Regions from separate parts of the Homo sapiens genome. Here region 2 is linked to region 1. Evidence: read pairs that join two places in POLR2A ChIA-PET (ENCODE). Cell type or tissue: A673. All regions are shown on one strand. Each heading gives the region's core, and the rest is flanking DNA. Links, peaks and the distances in the headings are about the cores only. Region 1 overlaps MMRN2 (multimerin 2). Region 2 overlaps BMPR1A (bone morphogenetic protein receptor type 1A).

Evidence for each region. ChIA-PET counts read pairs that join two places held together with the same protein. Peaks named below come from ENCODE experiments on the same cell type or tissue, not always from the same donor. Only the 100,000 strongest peaks of a DNase experiment are listed, where the experiment ranks them.
Region 2: POLR2A ChIA-PET joins it to region 1 with 20 read pairs; 2 of 35 experiments call an interaction of 5 or more read pairs at or near these places.

Annotation. Positions count from the first base shown.
Region 1 is chr10:86,932,179-86,947,252 of GRCh38, forward strand. It overlaps MMRN2 (multimerin 2), which reads right to left. Exons shown (of 7, transcript NM_024756.3): 2 at 13,383-13,511; 3 at 13,192-13,298; 4 at 13,010-13,090; 5 at 12,084-12,257; 6 at 10,139-11,950; 7 at 3,362-4,947. The coding sequence ends at 4,565. It also overlaps a transcript of BMPR1A not described here. Among named protein-coding and RNA genes, the nearest start is that of MMRN2, 18 kb to the right of the region's middle. RefSeq lists enhancers at 7,274-7,568, 7,712-7,761, 8,191-8,691, 12,466-13,039. In A673, for the core only: a CTCF peak has its summit at 7,399 (motif pointing left); a DNase peak (open chromatin) is centred at 7,403.
Region 2 is chr10:86,808,267-86,823,340 of GRCh38, forward strand. All of the region lies in intron 1 of BMPR1A (bone morphogenetic protein receptor type 1A), which reads left to right. Among named protein-coding and RNA genes, the nearest start is that of BMPR1A, 59 kb to the left of the region's middle. In A673, for the core only: no CTCF peak of the experiment used is centred there; a DNase peak (open chromatin) is centred at 3,955; H3K27ac peaks cover 1,424 bases.

The DNA.
Region 1 (15,074 bases), core at 4,077-12,076:
CACATTTTTTTCTGACCTATTAGAAGCAAATTACAGAGCTAATACCCCTTTATCCCTAAATACTTCAGGGATGTTCTATTACTTAACCAATTATGTACAATTATCAGAACCAGGAAAGTTCACATTGATACAATAGCAATGACCAACAATACCATAATCTATAGACCTTACTGAAGTTTTGCTAATTGTTATTTTGGTGTGGTTGGGTTTTTTGTTTGTTTGAGATAGGGTCTCACTCTGTCACCCAGGCTGGAGTACAGTGGCACAGTCATAGCTCACTTCAACCTCAAACTTTGGGCCTCAAGCGATCCTCCCGCCTCAGCCTCCCAAAGGGCTATGATTACAGGCATGAGCCACCATGCTGGCCTCATTTCCCCTTTCCTTCTCAAAAGGATTCTGGCTTTCCCTACTGCATTCATCCACGTCCACTACCCGCTCCAAGAGAGCTGAGTAATTGTCAAGCCAGGTTTGGGGAGCTTTCTTGATGGAGGGGATGGAAGGAGGGTGGTGCTCAGGCTACAGCAGGGAGAGCTTTTCTGTTTTTGAGCTAAAGACATAACAGGGTGCAGAGGCTGAGAAAAGGAGAGTTCTAAGCAACATGTCACGAGCTATGTAGCCTCTTCACACTGCTTCTGAAATAAAATCTAACAGTAGGAGTGACTTTGACATTATGTTGTGGTTTCTGCAGACAACTTGGGATTGGCCCCTGTGGGTTTGTTAAGGGCATGTTTGTCAGAGTATGGGGGCTCCCTGCTTCCAGAGGCCCAGCAGCTGCTGTGTACCTGGGGTTCAGGGCTGACGGCAGGGCTGGAGTTCTGGCACACAGTGACCCCAAGTGTGTTTATTTTTTTCCTTGTGGTGATGGTTGAACTGTTTTAGGGTTGGTTTTTGTTATTGTTTTTTTTCAACTTTTATTTTAGATTCAGGGGCTACATGTACAGATCTGTTACCTAGGTATGTTGTGTGATGCTAAGGTTTGTGGTATGATTGATGCCATCACCCACATACTGAACATAGTACCCAACAGTTAGTTTTTCAACCCTTGCCTCCCCAACATGTCTCAAGGGCTGGGTTTGAGTTTGGGGCTCCGCCCAAATCACTCCCATCTCCCCAGCAGTCTCACATGTTTGGGGTCATGATTTCCTGTTGCTGTTTCATTTCAGACCTGATCCCTTCTATTTTTCAGGAATTACTAAAATGTCCTGATGTACTTATGGTACCGTCTCTTGTTTTCCAATTGGAGATTTTTTTTTTTTTTTTTGAGATGGAGTTTCATTCACTCTTGTTGCGCAGGCTGGAGTGCAACGGCTCGATCTCAGCTCATTGCAACTTCTGCATCCCAGGTTCAAGTGATTCTCCTGCCTCAGCCTCCCGAGTAGTGGGGATTACAAGCACCCGCCACCACGCCTGGCTAATTTTTATATTTTTAGTAGAGATGGGGTTTCATCACATTGGCCAGGCTGGTCTTGAACTCGTGACCTCAGGTGATCCACCCGCCTCGGCCTCCCAAAGTGCTGAGATTACAGGCATGAGCCACCAATTTGGGGATTTTAAAATATTTTTTCCACATCAGGTTTGCAGGTACCACCGTGTGCTCCGTCCATTGTGGTGTTTTGGGTGCCACAGTGAGGGTGCTGACCGCTGGTCTGGGTAACGGGGGGTCTGCTTGCAGGACAGGAGGAGCCTCCACCCAGGTGGAGACAGGAAGTCTATCAGATGAACTTCAGAAGTCTTGCTAATCTGGGGGGGGGGTCCTAATTTTAGGACCGTTTAAACAGAAAATTTGCCCTTAAACTTGATGTTAAGGTTTTGTGAAATGCAGTCATATATGTTTTGTTGCATGGAAAACACCCTGTCCAGAAGAACCATTTCTCTAGTTCTCATCCCAGAAACTTCTGGAGTGACACATCCATGCTGTTGGCAGAGCTTGCCCGTTAGCACTTTCATGTATAATCTTCCTCTCAAAGAGGACCAACTGTATGAGGGTTGGATGACATGTACCCCTTCCAGAAGGGATCAATTCACTTCATTTACTATGGGCAGTAACTTCCAAAGGATAAGACTGCATTACCTAATGTCTCAACTGTTAACAGCAGAGCCTGACCAGTCACTGCATGATTGAGCAGAAAGAAGACACAGCACAGTCTGCAGCAGCAAGGCTCACCTGCTACTGGGCTTCTAATCTTTGTTCTGGCGTGGCCGTCTGCTTCATGCCTTGGGGCAGAATTGGTCTTGGTAACTGAGAGCTGCACCGGGGGTGGGTGATACTTAAACCTGTGGTTAAGATAATAAAATGCCAGAGGCCAGGCGTGGTGGCCCACACCTGTAATCCCAGCACTTTGGGAGGCTGAGGTGGGAGGATCATTTGAGGTCAGGAATTCAAGACCAGCCTGGCCAACATGGTGAAACCCTGTCTCTACTAAAAATACAAAAATTAGGCGGGCATAGTGGTGGGTGCCTCTAATCCCAGTTACTCGAGAGGCTGAGGCAGGAGAATTGCTTGAGCCTGGGAGGCAGAGGTTGCAGTGAGCTGAGATTGCGCCACTGCACTCCAGCGTGGGTGACAGAGCAAGACTCCGTCTCAAAAAAGAATGCCAGAATACCTAATTAGAGCTGTAAGATCAACCACCTCACACTAAAGACAAAGTTCAAGAGAGGTTGTGATTTACCCCAGGTCAAACATGAGCAGTGTGGCCTGGCATACTGTTCCTTTTAACACCGATGTTTTAGCACATTGAGTGCACAAAACTTAGTGCTAAATAAATTCTGAGGAACAAGTGAAGTAATAACTCCTAGCAAACAATGAGAAGTGCTGATAACCTTGTTAACGCCAACAAGCAACTCACTACGAAGTCCAGTCTGATTTTTTTTTTTTTTTTTTTTTGAGACAGAGTCTCGCTCTGTCTCCCAGGCTGGGGTGCAGTGTCACCATCTCAGCTCACTGCAACCTCCGCCTCCCGGGTTCAACCGATTCTCCTGCCTCAGCAATCTGATTTTCTTATAGAGAAGACTATATTCAACAAATTTTGAGTACTTAATACCAAAAAAAACCTTGTTTCTGATAGCTAGATGACTGTTTTCTCAGGCCAGTTTGCTATAGGATCTGAACTTTTTTGAAAACCATATGCTGGTATATTACAGGAATAATTGCAGCTATGAGCTGTACTGTCTAGTCCAGTATTAGTATCTTTGCCTAGTGTGGAAACTTCCAAGTGTTTTATATAGAATAAACGGAAATCATTCTACATAACAGGGCCTGGAATAATCAGTCACATTTACCCACATAGTTTCACGTTGTCCCATGTTTTTTTTACCTACTCTACCAATTATTTTTGCCCTCCAGAAGTAAATGAGGCAGAGATTTGAAGGGCATCACTTTATTCCAAAGTTGATCATTAGTGAGGGGGATTTTTACAGTCTTCTTTCCCTCCTCCCTCAGCTGCCTCCTGGTTAGAGATGCTAACAAGAATTACGATGGTCCTAAGATACTGGAGGAAGTAAAAAAGTTGAAGGCCCTACATATTTTAGTTCACGTTTGGCATTTCTTGGTCTTTACCCTATGTAAGGCAAGGAGAAAAAGACATGAAATTTAAATTACAGATAAACACAAGTGTATTAGTCCATTTTCACACTGCTATCAAGAATTGCCCAAGACTGGATAATTTATAAAGGAAAGAGGTTTAATTGACTCACTGTTCCACATGGCTGGGGAGGCCTCAGGAAACTTACAATCATGGCAGACAGTGAAGAGGAACCAAGGCATCTTCACAAGGTGGCAGGAAGGAGAATGAACACAGGAGGAACTATCAAACTTATAAAATCATCAGATCTCGTGAGAACTATCACAAGAACAGCATGGGGGAACCGCCCCCAAGATCCAATTACCTCCACCTGATCTCTCCCTTGATGTGGGGATTATAGGGATTACAATTCAAGATGATATTTTAGGTGGGGGCACAGCTAAACCATATCCTACAAGGAATGACTGAAACTAAAGATACTAATTTCCTTTCCCTTGGTTGGCCAGGCTGTCGTCTTCATTACTGACTAATAGAGACCAAGCAGGTTGGTTTAATCCCATTGCCCTCTAGTGCTTTCCAATGTTGGCCAAAATGTTGCCTCCATTTTAAACATTCCTCCTGGGGAAGAATGTCTTTCTATCATACGATAAGGGAGAAGAGAAGAGGAAGCAAGAGAAAAGTTTAAAGTGTTGTACAGAAGTTTCCAACCACAGGAGGAGCAAAACACCAAAGAAGTTGTAGAATACAGGGTGTGGTGAAGAGTTGGAGCCCAGGCCGTGCTGTCTGAGAAGGCATGCCAAGCCAAGGTTCAGGCTTCCTAGGACCATGTCCTGCCCGGAGAAGCATTCCAGTCCTTCTCATCATGGAGAAATGGCCAAGCCCCATGTGGTTACAGGGAAGCCACGTACACCACACCATCTTTGCAGAAGGTTTCCAGGGAAGAGACAGACCAACTGAATGACCTCCAGCCCATCCTTGGCCAGAGCCCCAGGCCGAGGAGAGCTGGGCGAGTCCATGATGTCTGATCAGATTGGGGCTGGGGTTCAGGTCTTAAACATCAGGAAGCCCCCAAATGCAGTGCCCGACAGGCTTCTCTTTGTTATTGATCCCTGGGTTAACTCAAACCATACTCGCTCACCCTTCTGCAGCTCAGCCATGGCAAAGACCGTTGCTGTGCTTCCACTCCCCTGCCCAGTGGTACAGACTGGAGTCCGATGGTGACCTCCAAACACCAGCTGCCCGGTGCCTGGCCCTGGGCCAAATTCAACGCTCACTGCAAACAGGTAGACACCACGCTCAGGGGCTCGGAAGTAGCCATGTTCAGGGAAGTAGCTGCTGCCAATGTTGATGTATGTGGTGTTGAACTTCACTGTCTGCAGGGCAGCCGTCCCTTCTGAAAAGCTGGCATAGAAGGCCACAGGGGATCCTGAAACATAACAGGACAGTGCTTAGTGATTCATCCCTTACACCATTGGGTGGGAAATTAAACCCTGAGACCTACCGTCCTCACCTTATTAGCAATGGAAATAGGTCACTATTTCTAGATAACCTAGATATTCCCAACAGCAGTGTTATTGCAGGAGAAAAGCTAGATGGCCAATTCTGTTTTTCACTAATAGAGAGGAAGGAAAATGCAAGTCTGTTGTCTGAGCTGGTGTACATTTTAACAAAATACTTTCATTTTTTTTTTAGACAGGGACTCACTCTGTCTCCCAGGCTGGAGTGCAGCAGTGGTCATGACTCACTGCAGCCCTTTTTTTTTTTTAACGTAGAGATGGAGTCTTACTATGTTGCCCAGGCTGATCTGGAGCTCCTGGGCTCAAGTGATCCTCCAGCCTCAGCTTCCCAAAATGTTGGGCTTGCAGGTGAGCCACCATGCCCAGCCACAAAGCACTTTCTCGTTTGATCCCTTTTCCTTCCAACTTCCTTGAGAGACAGTATCCCTGATTGACAAAACAGGTTGAATCCTTCACCGGCTGCCCAAGGCTACATGGTTTGTAAATGGCAGGCTGGGACAGGAACACGGGTCTCTGACTCCCAGACGACCACCACTTGCTAGGAATCTTGAGATACTCAGGGGAGAGGGAGAAAATATCCATCCTCAAGGTAATAATAATGCTAACACTGGGAAGGTATCTGCAGAGCCATGAAGGCTGGATCCTCCTGGATGTTGAAGACAGAACCTTGGAGAAAGAAGGAAAGAGCAGGTGGAGCCAGGGAAGAGAAGCCCCTTCAAGCTGGTCTTCTTTTTTTTAGTTGATAAAGGGTCTCTTGTTGCCCAGACTGGAGTGCATTGGCGATCATGGCTCACTGCAGCCTCAACTTCCTGGGCTCAAGCAATCCTCCCACCTCAGCCACCTGAGTAGCTGGGTCTACAGGCATACGCCATCATGCCTGGCTAATTTTTTATTTTTTGTAGAGACAGAGTCTTGCTCTGTTGCCCAGGCTGGTCTCAAACTCCTGAGCTCAAGCGGTCCTCCCACCTCAACCCCGCAAAGTGCTGGGATTACAGGTGTGAGCCACTGTTACTGGCCAAGCTGGTCATCTTACATATGGGTAAATTGAGGCCCAGAAAGAAAAAGCTTATTGCTCCAGACCACACAACTAGTAAATTACCAAGCCTCCTGGGAACAGACCTTGAATCTCTAGACTTCTGGTTCTCTGCAGGGACCACTTTGGCCAGCCTTAGGACAGGAACACTGACAGAACACTGGTGCCAGGCCCATGCACGGGCACAGAAGCAGAGGAAGCTGCCATGTGTGGAGGGTGTACAAACAGCCAGGAAGAAGCCAGTCCTGCTGCCTGGACAGCATGGTTGGGCAGCTGGGGACAGGGTCATGAGATGGCACAGGAAAGGTAAGTCCTACTTGGGTCCTGGCTGTGACACTGGCCTTGGCACCAACGAGGTCATGTCCACCATGGGGTTCCTCAACTTGCTCCCTCTGTAGGGGTTTAAAACAAGGTCCCCATTTCTTAGGTGATAAAACCAAAGCCTTCAGAGGAGCAGTTTGCTGAGCAATTACTGACTTGGGTCCCGGAACTCAAGCCTCAGCTCTTTGACTCCCAATCCAGCAAGCCTTTGTGAATAAAAAAATGTTGCTTTTCTCTAGTTCTGGAAGATTTTCTGAGAATTAGACAGCTGAGAATAGCTTTCTCATTTGTGTTCAGATTGTGTCAAATCAGCCGGGCGCAGTGGCTCACGCCTGTAATCCCAGCACTTTGGGAGGCCAAGGCGGGCGGATCACCTGAAGTCGGGAATTCGAGACCAGCGTGACCAACATGGAGAAATCCCATCTCTACTAAAAATACAAAATTAGCCAGGCGTGGTGGGGCATACCTGTAATCCCAGCTACTTGGGAGGCTGAGGCATGAGAATCGCTTGCACCCGGGAGGCGGAGGTTGCCGTGAGCCGAGATCACGCCGTTGCACTCCAGCCTGGGCAACGAGAGTGAAACTCCGTCAAAAAAAAAAAAAAAAAAAAATGCCGGGCGCAATGGCTCACGCCTGTAATCCCAGCACTTTGGAAGGCCGAGGTGGGCGGATCACGAGGTCAGGAGATAGAGACCAGCCTGGCCAACATGGTGAAATCCCGTCTCTACTAAAACTACAAAAATTAGCTGGGCATGGTGGCAGGCGCCTGTAATCCTAGCTACTCGGGAGGCTGAGGCAGGAGAATCGTTTGAACCCGGAAGGCGGAGGTTGCAGTGAGCCGAGATCGTGCCATTGCACTCCACCCTGAGCGAAAGGGCGAGACTCCGTCTCAAAAAAAAAAAAAAAAAAAAAAAAAAAAAAAAGATTGTGCCCAAGTCAGAGGCCGGCGGCTGCCTCTGCAATTCCCCTAACACCCTGCAGGTGGTTCTCTTGCCTAGCCGAAGGAAGGCCGGCCCGCAGCGCCCTCTACCGGTGCTAGGCCCTCGTTCCGGCCGTTCCGTCCGGGCGCCTGCGCAGGGAGTTCCGCCGCAGAGAGAGACCCCCACCCCAACCCAGCCTTGCGCCTGACAGGCCCTAAGATGCGGGAAGGGCTGTGCAAACTCAGAGTGTGCTTCCCTGCAGGGCACACATTCAAGCCCTACAGCCTTCCTACAAACAAATAAAGGGAAATTTGGGGTGTGTGTGTGTGTGTGTGTGTGTGTGTGTGTTTGTGTGTGTGTGTGTGTGTGTGTGTGTTTGAGACAGAGTCCTACTCTGCCGCCCAGGCTGGAGTGCAATGGAGCTATCTTGGCTCACAGCAACCTCTGCCTCCCAGGTTCAAGCGATTCTCCTGCCTCAGCCTTCCAGGTAGTTGGGATTACAGGTGCCTGCCACCACACCGGGCTAATTTTTTTTTTTTTTTTGACAGTTTCGCTCTTCTTGCCCAGGCTGGAGTGCAGTGGCGCAATCTCGGCTCACTGCAGCCTCTGCCTCCCGGGTTCAAGTGATTCTCCTGTCTCAGCCTCCCGAGTAGCTGGGATTAGGCGCCCGCCACCACACCCGGCTAATTTTGTATTTTTAGTAGAGATGGGGTTTCACCATGTTGGCCAGGCTGGTCTTGAACTCCTGACCTCAAGTGATCCACCCGCCTCGGCCTCCCAAACTGCTGGGATTATAGGCATGAGCCACTGCGCCCGGCCTGGAAATTTGTTTTTAAGAACAACATTTTTTTGAAATAAATATCGTCGTGGTAAACACATTTCCAAACCGTGGGGCAAATTCTGAAAGTCATCAGCATATTGAAGCCTTGCACCACGCACGAGAGGAAACAAGAGAGAAGTGTCAGTGTCGGTGGACACAACCTGAACCCTGAAAATGCTGGGGAAATGGGAAAACGTTGACTGCGTTCCTACATGAGGTAAGCCTCGTGCTAGGTATTTGGTAAACGCAGCAGTCTTCATAACAAAACTTTGACATGGGTAGGGATTCTGCCATTTTACTGAGGAAGAAACAGACAAGTGATGCCAGAGCCTGGGTGCTTCCCACTGCTCCACATTGCCTCTTGGGCCATAGGGAGGGTCAGCTGGGGCAGGGGCTGCCTGGGACGGGACCTTCAACAAGGCCTTGGACTTGCCACACGCCAGGCTGCACATGGCCAAGATGGTGGCCTTGTACTTAGCCCTGTGTCTGGGTGGGGAGAGGCCACAGCTCCAAGGCCAGCCTCTGGCAGAGAGAGTCACTTGAGACACAGAGCCTAGTTGTCCCCCTCCCGGGACCACACTCAGGGAGGGGATGGGAAGCTTGGTTGCACATGCCTTCAGCCTCAAAGCCAGCTCCCAGGCCCAGGGCCCTGCAGGGACCAGCCATGGAGGGCCTTCTGGAGGTGAAGAACCGGCACCCTAAAGACAGCGCTCCTCTGCTGCTCACTAGCTGTGCAAGCAGGAAACTTGTGTTTGCGCCTCAGTTTCAGGTAAGATGGAAGTGCTGATGAGTGTGTCATTGACCTGTTGGGATGGGCCATTGTGGTAAAGCCCAGGAAGGGGACTAGCACAGAGCGATGAGACAGGTTAACTGTATTTGCAGAGGGAATGAGCTCCTTTCAGGGCCCACGGCTTTCCCTGTACAGTCCACTGAGGTGTGTTCCAAGACCTTAGCAGGTGCCTGAAATCTCAGACAGTACCAAACCCTATATATACTATTTATTTTCCTCTATGTACATACCTATGCCAAAGTTTAACTTGTAAATTAGGCACAGTAAGAGATTGACAATAATAATAAAATATAAAGCAATTATAACAGTATACTGTAATAAAAGTTATATGAATGTGGTGTCTCCCTCTCTCAAAATCTTATTGTACTGTACTCACCTATTTTCTGATCGTGGTTGATGCAAGAAACTGAAATCAAGGCTGGGCACATGGCTCACACCTGTAATCCTAACACTTTAGGAGGCTGAGGTGGGCAGATTACTTGATCCCAGGAATTTGAGACCAGCCTGGGCACCATAGCAAGACCCTGTCTCTACAAAAAGTACAAAAATTAGCTAGGCATGGTGACACATGCCTGTAAGTCCTAGCTACTCTGGAGGCTGAAGTGGGAGGATCAGCTGAGCCTGGAGAGGTCTAGGCTGCAGTGAGCCATGATCCCACCACTGTACTCAAGCCTGGACGACAAAGTGAGACCCATCTTAAAAAAAAAAAAAAAAAGAAAAGAAAAAGAAAAAAAAAACAAAAAAAAAACTAAAATCATGGAAAATGAAACAGAACTAAGTGGGGCTGCAAGTGGCCACAGTCCCTATCCACATTCTTCCTAGATACAGTGGCTTAAACGCACATGGGAATGAAGGGGGTGAGGTGAAGAGATGAGATGGGGGGACTTGAAGGCTGCCCTGGCAGGGCAGGAGGCGATGCCCTCTCTGTAGCAGGAGCAGTAGGCGGCACTATTGTGCCTGTGGCCTCCAGGCTATGCCGCTCACGGGCTCTGGCACTAGCAGGTGGTTCTTGTGACTTCTGTCTCCCCATAAGCCAGGTAGCTTGAGAGACCCACACCCCTGAGAAGCAGGTGGGCCAAGGGGAAGGTGGACCTAGTAGGGGTGACGGATGGCCATCCTGTTCTCTTTCTTCCTGGCCCTCTTGGAGGCAGAAGAGCTGCCGGCAGCCGGCCCTGGCCTCCTAGGCTCGTCCAGTCTCCCCAGCCCAGGAACTCACCTGCCTCCCAGAGCGCCGCGCCCAAGGCACCTGGCACAGGCCCTGTGACCCGTATGTCCACCAAAGGCTCCGCTTCCTTCTTGTCCCTCTTCCGGGGAGCTTCCAGGTCTTTCTGCTGCTTCTTCCCTTTCCTGCTCAGCATGGTCTGCAGCTTCCCCAGGTCCAGGCTGACGTTGGCTTCCATGAGCCCTTGGAAGTTCCCAAAGAGGCTGTGGAAGAGCCGCTGGTGCTGCTCCAAGCTGCGCTGAGTGGCGAAGAGTGCGTTGTGGAGGCCGTGAAGGGAGGCGTTGAGGGAGGCGGCCCCGGCCCCGGCCTCGGCCTCGCAGCACCGCCCGACATTCTTGACGTCGTTGCTCAGGCTCTGGAGCTCCCGCGCCAGCCCGGCCAGGGCGGTGGTGGCGGCCTCCTCGCGGCCCGCGTCGTGGCTGGGCTCCAGGTGCTCTGCCGGCCGCGGGGGCTCCGAGGCCTGCTCCAGGGCCGTCACTCGGGCGGCCAGCTCGTCCCAGCCGAGCGCCTGCTCCTGCAGCCCGCTAGCGGCGTCCTGCAGGGCCACGCGGATCTGCTCGTAGCTCAGGGGCAGCGGTCCCGGCGTCTGCTCAGACATCTCCTCCAGCACCTCCTCCCCGAAGAGCGCGGCCAGCACCGCCTCGTGCCGCAGCGCGTCCTCCAGCAGGGCGGCGAAGGCGCTGTGCAGCTGGCGCACCTCGTGGCGGGCCTCGGCCGCGGCCGCCTTCAGCGCGCCCACCTCGTCATCCAGCGCCTGCACTTGGCTCCGGAGCCGCGACGTGGCCGCCCGCGCCCGCTCGCCCTCCGCTTTGTGCGCGTCCACGGCCAGCGACACGGCGTCCACGGCGTTCTGCAGGGCCTGCAGGGAGGAGCCGTCCAGCTGCCGCCGCTCGTCCAGGCTCACCTGGGTCTCCTCCAGGGCACGCGTGGCGTCCCTCTGGCCCTCCCGGATGACGTCCAGGTCTAAATAGAGCTTCTGGCAATTGCAGTCCTTCACGTACTTGATGAGGTCGGCATGGCCACCCTGCAGGTGCTGCAGCGTGAGGTTGAGCTCCAGGAGCTGCCGCTCCACCTCCTCCTTGTTCTCCTCCATGATCAGAGACTTCTCCATCAGGATCACGCGCAGCTCACGGAGCGCCGTGTGGTTCACCTGCAGCTCCTCCACCTGCCGCTCCACCTTGCTAATCTGATCGAAAGTCTCGTCCGATTCGGAGTACAGTTCCTTGATCTCATCCACGTGCCGGGTCAGGGTGGCCCTCATGTCCTCCAGGGTGTACTGCAACTCCTCCTCCCTGCGGGCCGTGGTCATGTGCAGCTCTGAGAGGTTCCTCTGCAGCTGGCCCAGCCTGGCCTGCAGGCTGTCCGGCTCAGGCCTTGCCCCAGCCCCAGGCGTTGCCAACACCAGACTGCCATTGGTCCCTGGGGCCTCCTGAGCCTTGTGCAGCCTCTTCAATTTGGTGTCCACATCGGCTTGGAGCTCTGAGATCGAGCGGTGCAGGGTAAAGTGCTGGGCGTGCAGGCGGTCCTCCACGTCCTGTCGCAGCTGACCCACTCTCTGAGTGTTCTCCTGGACCTTGGCCTCAAATTTGGCACCAAGCTCCTGGAAGTCAGCCCTGGCCACGGCACTGTCCTGGACTCTGGAGATGGCCTGGCGGTTGGCCTCCACGTCAAGAGACAGGTTTCTTATGGCCTGGGTAAGGCTGTGCAGGCTTTGGTTAAAGCTCCTCCAGATGGGGCTGAAATGCACTTGTAGGAAGGTGTCCACGTGGGGTAGCAGCACCTGCTCCAAGGATCTATCAGGGAACTCTGCAACAGACATGTGGTGTGACACAAGCCCTGCAGGAGCAGACACTCCTCCCAGGCTGGGACCAGCGGGGTCCTCCCCTCCTCCCCTCAATGTGACCAGGCTCTTCCTCAGCCCCTAGAGCCTGCCACTCACCGTGCCCTGTTTGATTTGCTTCCATCACTGCAGCTGTGAGGTTACCAGGCAGGGCTTTCCACAGGCCTGGCAGGCTGTCTGCCACCCGGTGCACATCATTCTGGAGATCTCCCAGCAGATGTTCCTGCTGTTCCTGTTGCACCTCAACCTCATTGATCACTGCAGCAAGGTGGCCTAAATACACAGCAGACATAAATGTCAAGGGCTAACTCACCAGGCCTGGGAAGATCACAAGGTTCAGAGAAGGAGAGTTGAAGGCTGAGAGCAGGGAAGTTAGCTGCTGATGTCCTCTGAGCAGGAGCTTAGAAGCCTTAAACCCCTGGAGGGCAAATGCATAGCAAGTGAGCCCTCACCCTGCCTCCTACACCTACAGCAGACATGACTAATCAATCATGGTACACTCCCCTCCTCAGCACATGCACATGGCCTCACAACTTCATTCTTGGCAGCCCTTGTCAATAAATACTTCACCACATAATGAAACTCATTTACTTTCTCAATCTTGGGCCCAGCCTTAAAGGGCCCTGCTGCAAATGGTGTCTCTTGGTGGGTTTCCTGTGCTGACTCCAAGACCAAGGACAGCATGACTTCCTGGCTCTGGTTAGGGCTGTGGGAAAGGGTGAGAATGCTTTTTCCAGGCACAAGGGCTTGTGTGGTTCAGCGGGGCAAGGAAAGTGCCAGATGAACCAGTCCTTCCCAGAAGATGGGGTGAAGGAAAAGGGTGTGTGTGCTTGGCCAGTAGGCCGCTGGGGGCCCTGTGAGCCTGGCCTTCAAGGTGGGAGGTGGTACAGGCCACAGAGCAGGCCTTGCTGATTCTGGAGGCAAGGTTTCCCTGAAATGGCACTGCTGTATCACAGGAAAAAGGGCCAGCTGGCTACATGGGCCCCACCAGCCTGCCTGCCTTCCCCTTCCGGAAAGCAACACACCAGGTTTGAAGCTGACTGGTCCATCCTGAGGTTCCTGGTGGCTGTCACCAGGATCTGCAGGCTCAGGGATTGCCATGGAATCTGCAGAAGAAAGCATTAGTTATTGACCCCAGTGGTCAGAGGAGCTGCTTGACCTTGGGGATCAGAGGTCAAGGGGGGAAGGGGGCCGCAGGGAGCCCTACCGTGGTGCTCGCAGTTGGGGCCCGTGTAGCCAGGGCAGCACCTCCAGGCCAAAGAGGTCAGCACCTTCTGCTTGACCTGGTACACTGGCTTGTGGGCCATGCGGTACCTGGAAGAGGAGAAGGGCTGGCTCAGTGATTCCAGGGAGGGCCCGCTCCAGGCCTGGGCAAATGGCCCACCCTCCCCTACTCACATGACTTTGACTTTCTGGCAGTCTGGAGCTCCCTGCGGACACGGCTGCTGCGAGTGGATGAGGAATTTCTCTGTTTTGCAAAGAGCTAGTAAGGTGACCAGCTTGGACATTGGGTAGGGGCACCAGTTACTGGAAAACAAGCCAGAGGAGAAGGCTGCTGAGCCACACCCAGGTCAACAGGGGGTGCCAGTGCAGAGCCACCGGTCCTCGCCTCCTGCCGGAGCAGTGCTGGGATTCTGGAATCCATTATCCTGAGAAGAGAGCCTTCCGCATTATTCATCCCTGGGCTCCAGAGCAAATGTTTCACAATCCCTACCTGCAAAGAGGGCACCTGCTCCACCACCTTCCCGAAGCCTCCCCGAGCCAGCAGAGAGGCTGAGAAACCCACCACAATCTAGAACTGTGAAAAGCAGCTCCAGGGTGATGATTGTTTTAGCCAACAAAACTAACAGCCAGAGTGTGGGGAAAACACCGTGTGCACTGCAGCTGTCTGCATGGATTCCCTTTGGTGAGGTTAGCCACAGAGCCAGAAAGCTCTCGCTGTTTCTCCTGCTACCAACGTGCAGCTGGGGCTGGAGAATCCTGGGTTCGAATCCCTCACACTTTCTGGCTGTGTGACCCTGAGTGAGGCACTTAGGGAGCTTCTCTTTCCCCATCTATACAATGGCGATCGTAATGCCCTCCTTTAAGTGGGCAGAGAAGCACCAGGTGCCTGGCTCCTGACAAGCGTTCTGTGAACACAGCTCCACTGCCCCATTCCAGCTGCCCTGGCAGCCTGCCCAGTTGCTACTTACATGAGGGACCAGCTCCCTGGCCATGCCCATTAGGACCATTCTAGAAAGGGACTTTCAAACAGTTGTCCTAAGGAAAGGTAAGCAGCTGGGTGGAGCAGTGTCCTCTCTGGGATGGCCACCGCATCAAGGTCATGCAAGGTGGTTGGGGGTCACACTCAGCATCCCGCACACCTGATAGGTAGCCCTTCCATCCTGGCCCTTCACCAGCATGTACTGTGGTGGTCCCAGGAGCGGGGGGACACTCATGCTGACAGAGCCCCAGTTCACAGACCCAGTGGCTGACTCCATGGGGTCAGTGGCAGTGGTCAGAGAGCCCTTCCCCAGGCAGCCAGCTCCCAGAACAGAGCTCGTCAGAGTTGAAAGTGGCAATGATCTCTGTGGCACAGTACAGCTCAGCACCTCTTGGGTGCCGGGTGCTGCACTCAAGCTCAGGGTGTGGATGTGGAGGTGCAGACTTTCCCTTCAGGATCCCCAGGGAGAGCGGGCACTCTTAGAATGGGTGAGAAGTGCTAGGATCTGCAGAGACTTTCAGGAGAAGGAGCTAATGGGGCTGTGTCTTAAGGCCAGAAAGTCGGATGAGGCACCAGATGTGACAGGGGTGCAAGAGGGTGAGGAAGGGGCTGCAGAAGGAGGCTGGGATGAAGGGAGAAGCCAGACCTCAGCGGAGGAGCTGGCCCATGTCCTGAGGGCATGGGAAATCATGGAGGGGTTTCAGCAGGGAAGTGGCATGAAAGAGCCACCCTGGTCCCTGGGTGCAGAGATGATGGGAGGGCAAGACGTTGGCAGCTGTGTCCACGGTCTGGGGAGAGATGATGGCAACTTGGACTGAGTGATGGTGGACATGGGAGAAGTGGCCACATTTGTGGGCTCTTAGAAAGCAGCATTCAGAGGCCTTGGT
Region 2 (15,074 bases), core at 3,568-11,567, 120 kb before region 1:
CATTTCTGATACTAGCTATTTGTGTCATCTTTTTAATTAATTGGCTTAGCTAAAGGCTTATCAATTTTATGATCTTTTCAAAGAACCAGCTTTTAGTTTTTCTTACTGATTTCCTATTTTCAGTATCATTGATACTATTATATTTTTATTTCTTTTATTCCACTTACTTTGGATTTAATTTGCTCTTTGTTTTCTATTTTCCAAAGGTGGAACTGTGAGCTTTGGTCCATTCAACTTATTTCATGTAACGTCAATTCACCGAAAGAGTTAAGAGATTTGAAGCAATGGCCTGAGTTTGAATCCTAGTTCTCCACTCATTGACAAACCACTTGTCCTGTCTGAACCCTATCTCCCATAAAATGGAAGAAGGATATTACTTAAGTTATGAGATTGCTTGAAATTCAGTTACAATGTGGGTGAAAACTGATTTTAAACTGTGAAGTGCTACAGTTTTGATATTATCACTTCCTTAAATGTACAAAGATTATTTCTTTACAATCACCATTGGAATTTTGCCTCAATTTATGGTCAAACTTTGTCTGGTTTTCAGTTTCCAGAATTTCCATCTCTCACCTGCTACCCAAATCAGGATGGCTACCAAACCTGCCCATCTTCAGTAATCTTTCGTTTCTCTGATTCATCACAGGTTACTTATAGGGATCCAGTTATCTTCCCTGAATGTTTCTCAGTATTTGAATTGTAAATTATAATCCTGTCTTGGAACAAAAGAACTTGAACTCATATTGAGTCCTGTGCTCACCTATCTGTTTTGATCTTCTTTTATTATGAGTCGTTCATTCATTGTGAAAAATCTCATTTCAGTGATAGGGAAGGCAAAAAAAATCAGTCTCCTGACTTTTTTCCTCTCCTGTTTTATTAAAATTATAAAATATGCATAACATAAAATTTACCATCTTAACCATTTTAAAGTATACAATTCCAGTTGCATTAAGTATATTTACAGTGTCATGGAATTATCACTACTATGTATTTTCAGAACTTTTTCATCATCCCAAACAGGCCCCCCTCCCTTTTTTTTTTGAGACAGGGTCTCACTCTGTCACCCAGGCTGGAGTGCAGTGGCACAATCATAGCTCACTGCAACCTCCACTTCCCATGCTCAAGCGATTCTCCCACCTCAGCTTCTCAAGTAGCCGGGACTACAGGTGCGTGCCATCACACCTAGCTAATTTTTGTATTTTTATTTTGCCGAGATGCGGTTTTGCCATGTTGCCCAGTCTGGTCTTGAATTCCTGGGCTCAAGTGATCCTCCTGCCTCAGTCTTCCAAAGTCCGGGGATTACAGGAGTAAGGCACCACACCCGACCTCTTTTTTTTTTTTTTTTTCTCTTTTTTCTTTTTTTAAGAGACAGGGTCTTATTCTGTCGTCTAGGCCTCAGCTCCTGGCCTCAAGCGATCCTCTCCCCTCAGCCTCCCCAAGTATTGGGATTGCAGGTGTGAGCCAGGACGCCTACCCGCAAACAGAAACTCTTTACCCATTAAACAATAACTCTGTAGTATTCCTTCCTTCCTGCCCCTGGTAACCACTATAGTACTTTCTGTCTAATATGAATTTGCCTGTTCGAGGTGCCTCATATAGGTGGAATTGCATATTTGTGCCTGGCATATTTCATTTAGCACATTTTTTCAAGGCTCATCCATATAGCACGTATCAGTACTTCATTTCTTTTAGTTGCTGAATATTATTATTATTATTATTTTTGAGACAGAGTCTCACTCTGTCTCTTAGGCTAGAGTGCAGTAGCATGATCTCGGCTCACTGCAACCTCCGCCTCCCGGGTTCAAGCGATTCTTGTGTCTCAGCTTCCCGAGTAGCTGAGATTACAGGCGCCCACCACCACGCCCGACTAATTTTTGTATTATTATTATTTTTTAGTAGAGACAGGGTTTCACCATGTTGGCCAGGCTGGTCTTGAACTACTGACCTCAGGTGATCCACCCGCCTCAGTCTCCCAAAGTGCTGGGATTACAGGCGTGAGCCAACACGCCTGGCTGCTGAATATTATTTTATTGTGTAGAGTAATGTATTCATTCGTTGGTTGATAAGGCATTTGGGTTATTTTCACCTTTTGGCTGTTGTTCCAGATAATGCTGCTATGAGCATATTTGTACAGGTTTTTGTGTGGAAATATGTTTTTGTTTCTCTTCGGTATATAGGAAAAGAATTACAGAATCAACTCTGTGCTTAACCATTTGAAGAACTGGTTTTCTTTTCCAAAATGGCTGCACCATTTACAGCCCTGCCAGCAGGTTATAAAAGTTCCAGCTTCTCTGCATCCTTGGCAACATTTGTTATTATTTTTTTATTATAGCCACTCAGGTGGGTCTGAAGTATTTTGTCGTGTTTTTTATTTGTGTTTCCTTGTTACTGATATCGTTCAGCATATTTCCATGTGCTTATTGCTCATATGCATATGTTCTTTGGAGAACTGTCTGAGATTCTTTGCTCATTTTTAACTGGGTTATTTCTCTTTTTATTGTTGAATTTCAATGGTTCTTTATATATTCCAGATACAAGTCCTTATCAGTTACATGATTTACAAAAATTTTCTACCATTCCCATTCCTTGAGTTGTCTTTTCACTTTCTTGATGGTGCCCTTTGAAGCACAACATTTGTGTGTGTGTGTGTGTGTATTTTTAGTAGAGATGGGGTTTTGCCATGTTGGTCGGGCGGGTCTTAAACTCCTGATCTCAGGTGATCCACCCACCTTGCCGGTGAACCACCACAGCACCCGGCCCGTTTTTGGTTTTTTTGTTTGTTTGTTTTTTGAGCCAGAGTATTGCTCTGTTGCCCTGGCTGGAGTGCCGTAGTGCCATCTTGGTTCACGGCAACATCTGGCTCCCGGGTTCAAGTGATTCTTCTGCCTCAGCCTCCCGAGTAGCTGGGATTACAGGTACACACCACCACACCCTGCTAATTTTTATATTTTTGGTAGAGACAGAGTTTTGCCATGTTCCTCAGGCTGGTCTCAAACTCCTGAATTCAAGTGATCCACCCGCCTCAGCCTCCCAAAGTGCTGGGATTACAGGCGTGAGCCACCACTCCCGGCCAGAAGCACAATTTTTAATTTTTATGATGTTCAGTTTATATTTGTTTTTCCCTTTGTTGCTTGTATTTTTGTGTGTCTTAATATGTCTTCTAAGTCTGTTTTAATGGATGGATTCTCCCCTTCCTGCCTCTCATTTATCTGTTGAAGAATTTTGCCTATTTGACCTGTAGAGTTTCCTATGGTCTGGATTTTTCTAATTATGTTCCCATGGTACAGTTCAGCTTCTCTCTGTCTCTGTATTTCCTGCAAATTGGCAGCTACACCAAGAGGTGTGATCAGATTCTGATGTTCAAGGGCTTTTGTCTATCTTACAGGCAGTCAGTATGCTATTATATTAGGAGACACACAATGTGTGGTTGTGTCTCTGTGATATTATTTTAGTAGCTTTGATGCTGAATGCTGATTAGGTCTTCATTGGGGTTTGCAAATGTATGATAGTCTAATTCTGTTATCATTTGTTAGCTGACAAACTTTTGTTTAAATTTTATTTTAAAAATTAATAAAAGCAGGGACAGGAGGATCGCTTGAGCCCAGGAATTGAAGACCACCCTGGTCAACATAGTGAGACATCATTTGTACAAAAAATTAGAAAAATTAGCCAGGCGTGGTGGTGTCAACCTGTAGTCCTGGCTGTTCGGGAGGCTGAGATGAGAGGATTGTTTGAGCCCAGGAATTTGAGGGTTGTGGTAAGCTCTGAGCATGCCACTGCTCTCCAGGGCAAAAAAGAAAAAAAAAAACCCTAAAAATAGAGCTTTTGGGGATATACAGTTCTATGAATTTTAACACATCTATAGATATAACAAACTACAAGTCATTATACAGAGCAGTTCAGTCACCGGAAAACCTCCTGCTATCCCTTTGCAGTCACACCCCTACTTCACCCCAACTCTGGAAACCAGCAACCTGTTTCCTGTCACTCTAGTTTTGTCTTTTTGAAGTACCCTCTTGAGACTGTGTTATTTAGCATTATGCCTTTTGAGGGTCATCCAGGTTGTTGCATGTGTGAAGAGTGTTGTCCCTTTCTGTGGTTGATTATCATTCCATTGGATGGATGTGCCAGTTTTTTATTCGTTCACTTTTAGAAGGACTTACGTGTTGTGTCCAGTTTTTGGCGATGATGAATAGAGCTGCTCTATACATTCATGTATACATTTCTTGCTTGCACATAGGTTACATTTCACCAGCTAAGTACCTAGGAATGGGATTACCAGCATATTCCTACAGTGCTGTATGCCTTTTAGTTCTCCAGGGAATAGGAAAGACAAGATACATGCTTGTTCTCTCCTTTTACTGGCAGTTTTTAAAAACAGACTGTTTCTTAGAGCATTTTCAGGTTCACAGCAAAATTGAAGAAGTACGAAGAGTTCCCATATCCCCCCAATCCACATGTACATAGCCTGCCCCACTCTCAACATCCCCCACTAGAGTGGCACATTGTTTCCAATTGATGAACCTATGTTGACATGTCCTTATTACGCAAAGTCTTTAGGCTTCATTAGGGTTCACTCTTGGTGTTGTACATTATATGGGTTATATTATATATTAAATGCAGAGTGATGTCTATTCACCATTATGGTATCATAGAGAATAGTTTCACTGCCCTATAAATCCTCTGTGCTTTCTGCCTATTTATCGCTCCCTCCTCTCAACCCCTGGCACTGATCTTTTTACTGTCTTCATAGTTTTGCTGTTTCCAGAAATGTCATATAGTTGGAATTGTAACAATTTTAAAAATAATGAATTTGGTTCCCTATCTTCTCTGAAGGTGATTTTCTTTCCTTTTTGTTTTTTGAATTGTTATGAACTCATTTGTTGGGGTTCAGTCCATTGTAATTCTTACACCTGTTAAAGCTCAAATTGTTCGTTTTTGGCCAAGGGCAGCCTCTTCTGGTAGGCTTCTGAGTCCTTCTAAAGTGACTCATAGTCTGTGATTTGTCCCCTCACTACCTTATAAAATGAGACTTTCCGGGAACATCTTTTACAATTTCTGCCTCACACCTGGAATATCTCCAAGAAGCCTTGGGTTTTTTTCAGTGGGAAATGGTATTTCAAAACCACTGCCAGGACTGTTGGGGTGTTCTAATGCTTATTGCTACTGAGTTAGTCTTCGTTTCTAATTCTAAGTGGATAGTGCTGGGAGGTACTACCCTCGGAATCCTGGTTTTCAAGGACATAGGTGTGGTAGAATATTTGATAATTACTCGTTTATTTTGTCACATATTATGTCTCTGACAGTTACAAAACAACAATACTAATATATCCACCATGGGTTGAAACCAGTTAAAACCATTCTTTGCATGCGCTCTCCATTTCCCCCCATTCCCTGTGCAGTTGTCTTCCATATATCACCAGGGCATGTTGCCATTAGAACGCACACCCATTATGCGCCCTTGTATTCTGTTCCTCTTCGTCCCTGTGTAGTCGACAGGTAACTATTTAGCGCTCACCTCTATTCCTATGTCAGTATCCCTCTATCTACATGGGTTCTCTCAAACTCATTTTCTAGTAGATATCTCTAGAAGGGCTTATGGGAACAATATTCCCTGAGTTTTTGTATGTTGATAATATGTATAATGTTTATACTCGAAAGTTCTACTGGCCATAAAATTCTTGGCTTTCATTTTCCTTCCTTGAGTATTTTATTTTCTGGTATAATATGTTGCTTTGGAAAGTTTGTTGTTAATGTAGTTTTTTTCCCTTATAAATTACTTGATGTTTTTGCCTAGATGCTCAAGTTTATTTTTTCCTTAAAAATCCTGCAATTTTACTATATCTTGGTATTGATTATTTTGGCCCAGTATTTTCCAGTATGCAATGTGTGCCTTAAATATGTAGTTTCTAATTTTTTTCTGGTGTCCTGGCATGTCATCCAGGCTGGCCTCTAATTCCTGGGCTCAAGTGATCCTCTCGCCTCAGCTTCCCCAATGCTGAGAGTATGGGCTGCATTAGCTCTTTTTTCTTAATTTTGGCAAAAATTTCTTGGATTACAGTTTTTAGTGTTGCTTGTTCTCCTGCTTTTGCTTTCTCCAGGGATTCCTGTTATATAAGAAATAGGAACAATTTTTGTTGCTTTCTTTAGAATCCTATTATTTCATCATTTCGTTTTTGGTTTTTAGAATTATCTTCCTTCTTACTTTCAATTTCTCGAAGGCATTATCTGTAATATTCATTCTTGTGTTCCTTGGGTTTTATTCTTCATTTCTCAAATAAATTTTTAAATTTCTAATTACTTACTGAGTCATGTTCTCACATTTCTGAGTTTCTTCTGTTCTGATGTTGTTTTTCATGCTTTATATAATTTTCTTAATGTTTTTAGCTCATTTTGAAATACTAATAGTAGGTTCTAATTTTAATCTCCTTTGTGTTTCTGGCCTTCTAGCATGATGTATTTGTCTGTAAGGAGGATGTTGTTTTGTTGTTTTGTTCCCGATTCCTTCACTGTTTTTTTTTGTTTGTTTGTTTTTTTGAGACGGAGTCTTACTCTGTCGCCTGGGCTGGAGCGCAGTGGTGCTATCTCGGCTCTCTACAACCTCTGCCTCCTGAGTTCAGGCAATTCTTCTGCCTCAGCCTCCCGAGTAGCTGGGACTATAGGTGCGCGCCACCATGCTCGGCTAATTTTTGTATTTTTAGTAGAGACAGGGTTTCACCATATTGGCCAGGCTTGTCTTGAACTCCTGACCTCGTGGTCTGCCGCCTCGGCCTCCCAAAGTACTGGGATTACAGGCGTGAGCTACCATGCCTAGCCCCTTCCCCATTTTCTTATAATAACTTCTATGAGATTTGGATCTGAAAACTTTGCCATGGGTCAGTTTTATTGGAAGTTCATTTTCCTGAATGTTTGGAAGAAAGCCTAGTGACTCAGGATAGCATTTCTAATTTCACAGAGTTATTTTTCCGTTATGAAACACAGATTGCCTTTGAGGTCTCCTGTTTCTACTACTGCCCCTCACTTTTATGTGGGCCTCCTCTTTCCTTTGTTTCTGGAGAACCTTTTCCTGTTCAATTCTGTTTTAATTTTCAGCAGTTTTTTTTCTGTGTGAGTGAGGCTGTTTCCTAGCAGGGAGGTCTGGTTGGTCATTTTCAAGTTCATCAGGGCTTCATCAGGGCTTGTCCACTTCAACCCTTACGCTATAGGCCCTTTGCACCATCTGCATCTTCAAATGTGCCCACTGTTCGTTCCAATGAAGACTTGTTTGTTATTTGGCTTGTAGAGGGACATGGAAGAAGCAAATCAGTCTTTACCTCTCTCAAGGCTGGAGATTTGCAGGCACTGGTTTTATCTGTAACTGGAGATGAGAGTTCAGGCCAAACACTGGTTTAAAAATCTGTATATGAAATAGCGATACCCTGGAATCTAGGACTGAGATCCTGTGCCTCACACCCACCCACGCGGCCAAGTGCCTACCTGTGGCAGTGACTTCTTAGTGCTCGTCCACATCTAGGTCTTCTTTAGTCCCAGGCTGATGGGAACATTTAATTCCTTTGCTCCTTGATGTTAGATGGGATCAGGTGACTGATGCTGGCCAGTGGACTTTGAGGGAGGTTGTGTTACTTCTGAGTTGGCATAGTGAAAAGCCCATGAAGATGCTCTGCTCTCTTTCTTGCCTAGGATATCCCTGGTCATAGGATTCATTTGATGCAGGAACAAGGTGGTCAGCCTGGCTCTTTGAATAACTGGAAATGGCCCCTGCATACCCGTGTTGGACATATTACATGAGGCAGAAATAAATTTCTGTTGTGCTAAGCCATTGAAATGTTGGGGTTGTTACCACAGCATCACTTAGACCTGTGCTGTCTAACATGGCAGCCACTAGGCTACATGTGGCCATGAGCACTTGAAATGTGGCTAGTCCTAATTAAGATGTGCTGTAACTTTAAAATAATACTATATTTGGAAAAAAAGGTGTAAAATATCTTAATAATTTTTATATTACATATTAACATCTTGTATTCATTGGGTTAAATAAGATGTATTGAAATTATTTTCAGCTTTCTCTTTAGTTTTTTTCATGAAGCTGCTTAGAAAATTTAAAATTATACACGTGGTCACATTTGTGGCATTATCCGCAGCACTGACCCCTACCTTAGTAATTCAGTACCCCTCCCTCATTTTGACAAAAGCTGGTCAGTTGATTGTCAGAGAAACTGAATCAGTGAAACTCCAGATTTGAAGAGAGTACAGAAGAGGAGTACACTACAGATGGGGATTAAGCGAAAGTCGACCTACTGGATCAGGAGATACACTTCCTTGTCTTTAATTTCTGTCCATGTCCTTTTTCCACTTGTTTGCAGAGCACTGACAATTGGAGTTATACACTTCACCTAGGAGACTGAAGGACTCTTTTCTAAGAAATCGAATGGCTTCAGGAAAGAGATCAACAGAGCCCGATATTTAAGGCTCTCCGTATCTGCACAAGCAGGAGTTACCCTGCAGTAAAGCCTGCTAGTTCACAAGCCTCACCTACATGCAGAGAGGGTCCAGTTGGGGTTGACGAACCACTCTTTATGGGAACAGCACCCAAGATACACCAGACACTGGTGGAAAATTCTAACAGGAATTAACTTGTTAAGGGAAAGATAATAATAATATGAGTCTATGTGCATATTATCAGTGATCTGTTTGCATATTAAATAATTCAGATAATGAAAGTACAAGTGAAAAAATGAGTCTTTGCGATAAAGCTCTTCTCCAGCCATCCCCATTTCTACAATATTTTTTTCCAATTTTTAAAATCAAGGTAAAATATACATACCCCAAATTTATCATTTTAACCATTTTTAAGTATATAGTTCAGTGGTATTAAATACATTCATAATGTTGTGCAACCATCACCACCATCCATCTCCCATACTCTTTTCATCTGGTGAAGCTGAAAATATACTCATCTTGTAAAGCTGAAATAACAACTCTCCCTTCTTCCCTTTCCCCATCCTTGGCAACCATGATTCTACTGATGTCTCTATGATCTTGACTACTAAGTACGTCATATAAGTGGCATCATTTAGTATTTTTCTTTTTGGTGGCTGGCTTATTTCACTTAGCATAATGTCTTCAAGGTTTATGTTGTGGCATGTCTCAGAATTTCCCTCCTCCTTAAGGCTGAACAATACTCCATTGTATGCATATACCACATTTTGCTTATCCATTCATTCATCCATGGATACTTGGGTTACTTTCACATTTTAGCTGTTGTGAATAATGCTGCCATTAACGTGGATATGCAACTAAAAGAGTACTGTAAACAAATGCCAACAAATTGGATAACCTGGATGAAATGGACAGATTCCTAGAAACACAAAACCTACTAAGACTAAATAATGAAGAAACAGAATATCAGAATAGACCTGTAACTAGTGAGGAGATTGAATGAGTAATCAAAAATCTCCTGACAGAAAAGAAAAACCCTGGACCTGATGGCTTCACTGGTGAATTCTACCAAACATTTAAGGAAAAACTAATACCATTCTTCAAGTTTTCAAAAACAAAAAAAACTGGAGAAAGAGAACCCTTTCCAACTCATTCTATGAGGCCAACATCACACTGACACCAAAGTTAGACAAAGATACTACAAGGAAACTACAGATAATACTTCTTAGGAACGTTGATGCCAAAATCTTCAATAAAGTACTAGCAGAGTTTCCTCTAATATTTTAAGAAGTTTGCTGAAGTGTGAATAGTTCTTTGATTAATATTTTTTCGAGACGGAGTCTCACCGTGTTGCCCAGGCTGGAGTGTAATGGCATGATCTCAGCTCACTGCAACCTCTGCTTCCCGGGTTCAAACGATTCTCCTGCCTCAGCCTCCTAAGTAGCTAGGATTACAGGCACCTGCCACCATGCCTGGCTAATTTTTGTACTTTTAGTAGAGACAGGGTTTCCCCATGTTGGCCAAGCTGGTCTCGAACTCCTGACCTCGTGATCTGCCCTCCTCGGCCTCCAAAAGTGCTGGGATTACAGGTGTGAGCCACCGTGTCCCGCCAGCTAATAATTTTAGGGAGCAGATGAAGAGGTCTTCAGACTGCTTTTAGCTCAGGTTTTTTTGTTTTAAAATTTATTAAGTGGAAAGAAACATGTTAACTGAAGATTGAAGTTTGCTGAAGTATGAATAGTTCTTCGGTTAATAATTTTAGGGCGCAGATGAAGAGGCTTTCAGATTGCTTTTGTCTCAGGATTTTTTGCTTTAAAATTTATAAAGTGAATGGAAAGAAACGTTAACTGAGGATTAGTGCTAGTTTTTCTTGACAGGTCATTTCCTATAGGGAGGGCAGTAGTATAAGCAAAACAACAAAATATTCAAAATTCTCAAATAAGTACTATTTATTATTGAAAAACTCAGATAAATGTAGAAGTTATTTTTTCTCTCTATTGAGCAGCAGTTACATATGCTAGAATCATAGTTTGAATGATTCAGACTGTGTACCTGTGATCTGACATACCTGGATTGGAGTTCCATCTCTGCCACCCACTTTATTTGACTCCATAGAGAAATTACTCAAGCCCCTTAAGACAGACACTGAAATAGGATACAGTTTCCAAGAAGGCAAGATTTTTTGGATTTTTTTGTTGTTGTTCATTGCTGTATGCTGAGGTTTAGATTAGTTCCTGGGACACAGAACTAGCAGTCAGTAAATACGTTGAATGAACCCGAAGAATTCCTGCCTCCGAATTGTTTTGGGGATGAAATGCGGTAATGCATGTAAAGCATTGGGCATGCAAGTGAAGCCAGCCACGTATTAAACAGTACTCAGCTCTTACCTCTGTATCTTATATTCTTATTTCCGTGACTGTATCCTCACACATGAAGAAATGGCTACTTATTTATTATTATTATTACTATTATTATTGCTACTTATTTTTTAAAGCCACTTACATCTCTGGAGATCTCTGTATGTGTGTTAAAAATACCATGTTTTGTAACAATTGGCTTGTCTTAGAAAACTTTTCAATTATACAGAATTTGAGATCTTTACAACTTGAATTTTCTTTTTTTTCTTTTTGAGTCTCGCTCTGTCTCCCAGGCTGGAGTGCAGTGGTGCGATCTCAGGTCACTGCAGTCTCTGCCTCCTGGGCTCAAGCGATTCTCCTGCCTCAGCCTCCTGAGTACAGGCACGCGCCACCATGCCCAACTAATTTTTGTATTTTTAGTAGAGATGGGGTTTCATCATTTTGGCCAGGATGGTCTCGATCTCCTGACCTCGTGATCCGCCCACTTCGGCCTCCCCAAGTGCTAGGATTACAGGCGTGAGCCACCGTGCCCGGCCACAACTTGAATTTTCATAGCAAACTAGTTTTTATTGTCAAATTAGAAATTTATGCTTGAAGCCTAGTGCTTCTTTTGCCTATGCATCTCATCTAAAAGTAATGGCACTTATCACGTCAGCCTCATGGATTGTGGTAGTGGTTGTTATCCTTGGAATTACCGGTAGGGTAACAGTCTCCAGGCATACCATGGGTTCTTCAGTTATGAGTGGCATAGCTTATGTACATGTTAACTGTGAATAATAAACGATTTTTCCAACTTACTGCAATACTCTTATTTATGTCTGTAATGTGAATTGTCCAGAGGAGAAGTTGTGGTCAATTGATGATTAGGCTGATGGTTTCTGCTAGCTCTGGCAAAAGGTGAATCCAGTTGCTTTCTAGCACTTTTCCTACTAACCCTGCTTCTCACCCTGTACCTAATACCACATTTTTAGTTTAGTTTTTGTTTTGTTTTGTTTGAGACAGGGTCTAACTTTCTGACACCCAGACTGGAGTGCAGTGGTGTGATCATAGCTCGTCTGCAGCCTCCACCTCCCAGGCTCAAGTGGTTCTCTCACCTCAGCCTCCTGAATAGCTGGGACTACAGGATTATGCCCCCATGCCTGGCTGTTTAAAAATTTTTGGGTAGAGATGGGGTTTTGCCACGTTGCCATGGCTGGTCTCAAACTACTGGGTTTAAGCAATCCTCTTGCCTTGGCCTCCCAAAGTGTTGGGATTACAGGCATGAGCCACTGCACCCAGAATCACCTTTTTTTAGTTTGGAAGATGACATCTTTTTTTTTTTTTTTCTTAGAGAAGCTAGAGGGTACCAAATTAAAGTCTGTCAGTTTTTTCTGTCTCCACCTCAAAGATCACTGTATGACTTCTTTTCTTCCTTCTCGGCTGTTTCACACGAAGTTTTCCCTTTTTCTAAGGCTCAGTCCTTATCGTCTGAGACCTCCCTCTCATTATCCATCTCTCCATCCTTGACTGTTTCTAGTTCGATTGTAACACTGATCAAATCTCCTTCAAGTTCAAAACAAACCAGCAAAACCTTCCCTTGATACTGCCATTACCTCAGAGCTATGTACCGTGCTCCTTGCCCTCCCCCCGGACTTCTCCGGATGCTAGTTGATGCCTGTTTAGCACCTGTCACTGTTTCATATACTTCTTACTGGCCACTGCCTGGTTGGCATCTACCACTTCTCTGGAATCAGCAACCCCAATAGCAGATTTAACTGCTGGTTCCATGGTTTTTGTTACTTGTCCTTTTTTGCAGTGTTTTAAATAATAATCATCTTTTCACTTATTTTTTTAAAGAAGGTCATTTAAAAAAATCATCCTGCAGTGGAAAATTTGGAAAATATGGAAAAGTATAAAGAAGACAATTATCAACTGTAATACCAGCAGTACCTATTGTTAAGCTCTAGGGCATGTCATTTCCATCGCTCTCTTTTTAAATGCATTAAACAGAAAAGGATCACATGGTTATTTTGTGATCTGATTTTTTCTATCTTAATATATTGTGAGTATATTTCCAAGTACTTATTCTCGTGTGGCATAACATTTGTAGTTACACGAAGTGGCGGTGTTGAGACTGCCTTGGTTCAAATCCTGGCTTCAGTTACTGCTGCAGTGTGACCTGAAGGAAGTTACTCCTCTGGGTTTTAGTTTCCTCATCTTGAAAATAGTTATAACATTCTTACTAACTTCTAGGGTTGCTGTAAGTATTAAGTGAGCTAACACATAGAAATAATTCTTGGCACTTAATAAACATCAGCTGTTATTAACAATATTGTCTGACTGTACTATAATTTACATTATTTTTGTTTTTGCTTGTTCTGCCGTCATTAAGCGTGTTGTAAGACCATACGTGTCACTAAATCTGGGTGCACAACATGATTTTTTTTAAATGTGGATTTTTATTAGTAGGATTGCTCAGCTAGTGGGTACATCATGCTCATTGCTAAGTTGCTCTCTAGAGAGGCTGCATTTATACCTCCCAAGGCTGTACAGGAGACCATTAACTTCATTACATTTTTCCAAAAAACTTTATGCTATTGCCCACATTTTGTGCTGCTCCCTTGCTAAAAGTGAATAACAATATGATCATGTTGTTACCTCTCTCTTGCCAAAACGTTGACTTGATGATAAGGGGATCACTGTGACATCATCATTACCCACAGATGTTTCTTTTTTCTCCCCCCTCCCCCTCTCTTCTCCTTCCTCCCTCCTTTTGTTTCTTGAGACGGGTTCTTGGCTCTGTGCAGGCTGGAGTGCAGTGACACAATCATGGCTCACTGCAGTCTGGACCTCCCAGGCTCAAGTGGTCCTCTCACTTCAGCCTCCTGAGTAGCTGGGACAGCAGGCACGCACCACCACACCCAGCTAATTTTTGTATTTTTTGTAGAGAGGGGTTTTACCACGTTCCTAGGCTGGTCTCGAACTGCATGTTCCCAGGCTGGTCTCGAACTCGTGGGCTCAAGCGATCCACCCACCTCGGCCTCCCAAATTGCTGGGATTACAGACCCGAGCCAGCATGCCTGGCCTCACAGATATTTCTTGATCTACATTTTATTCATTATTTAGGTCCAACTTTAGCATGTGTCATGTATTTATATACAGGTTCTAAATCTTTCCATTTGAAAAATACTCATTTTTCTATCCAAAATGAATTCAATTTTCCTTTTTATTCTAGTCCCAGTCTGTGTATGAGTAAAACCCCAAGGACCCTGTATCCTGATTTTACTATTTTTTGTTAATGGTTTGAAACAGCTTTATTAAGATATAATTCACATACCATACAATTATTTAAAGGGCACACACTTCAATGGTTTTTAGTATACTCACGGATCTGTACAACCATTATCACAGTCATGGGCAATTGGTTCAGGATTTGGGAAGAAAACGTATGGCATTAGGATTAAAAGTACAATGTTTAGAGTCTGGCTGATCTGGGTTTAAATCCCAAATCTACCATGTATTAACTGTGTGACTTTGAGAAGGTTACTTAATCACTATGAGCTTCAGTTTTCTTTTTTTTTCCCGTTTTTATTTTTATTTTTATTTTTATTTTGAGGCAGAGTCTTACTCTGTCACCCAGGCTGGAGTGCAGTGGCGCGATCTCGGCTCACTGCAACCTCTGCCTCCTGGGTTCAAGTGATTCTTTGCCTCAGCCTCCCAAGTAGCTGGGATTACAGGCCACCATGCTTGGCTAATTTTTGTATTTTTAGTAGAGATGGAGTTTCACCATGTTGGCCAGGCTGGTCTCGAACTCCTGACCTCAGGTGATATGCCCGCCTCAGCCTCCCAGAGTGCTGGGATTATAGATGCAAGCCACTGTGCCGGCCTGAGCTTCAGTTTTCTTATCTGTAATATGGGATTACTAGTGGTATCTGGCTCATAGGCTTATTTTAAGGATTAAGCAAGATAATAAATGTATAGAATTTAGCACAGTAACCGGCACATAGTAAATGTTTGATAAATGGAACTCGGTAAATATTATTGCCATAATTTTGTTCTTAAATCAACCAGCAAGTGTTTGATGCTATTATTAGGCAATGTTATTAAATAATGGAAGGTGTTTCTACCAGTGATTCACAGTGTTTTCTGTATCCAGCAAGCTTTTAATACAGCTGCTTGTATTATTCTCCCGTATAAACTTCTAATTACTCTCTGAAAATACAGTTGGTTTCCTGTTGATAGAGAACAATAACAGTAGCTTACACTTAGTGCTTACTGTCTGCCTGGCACTGTTCTAAG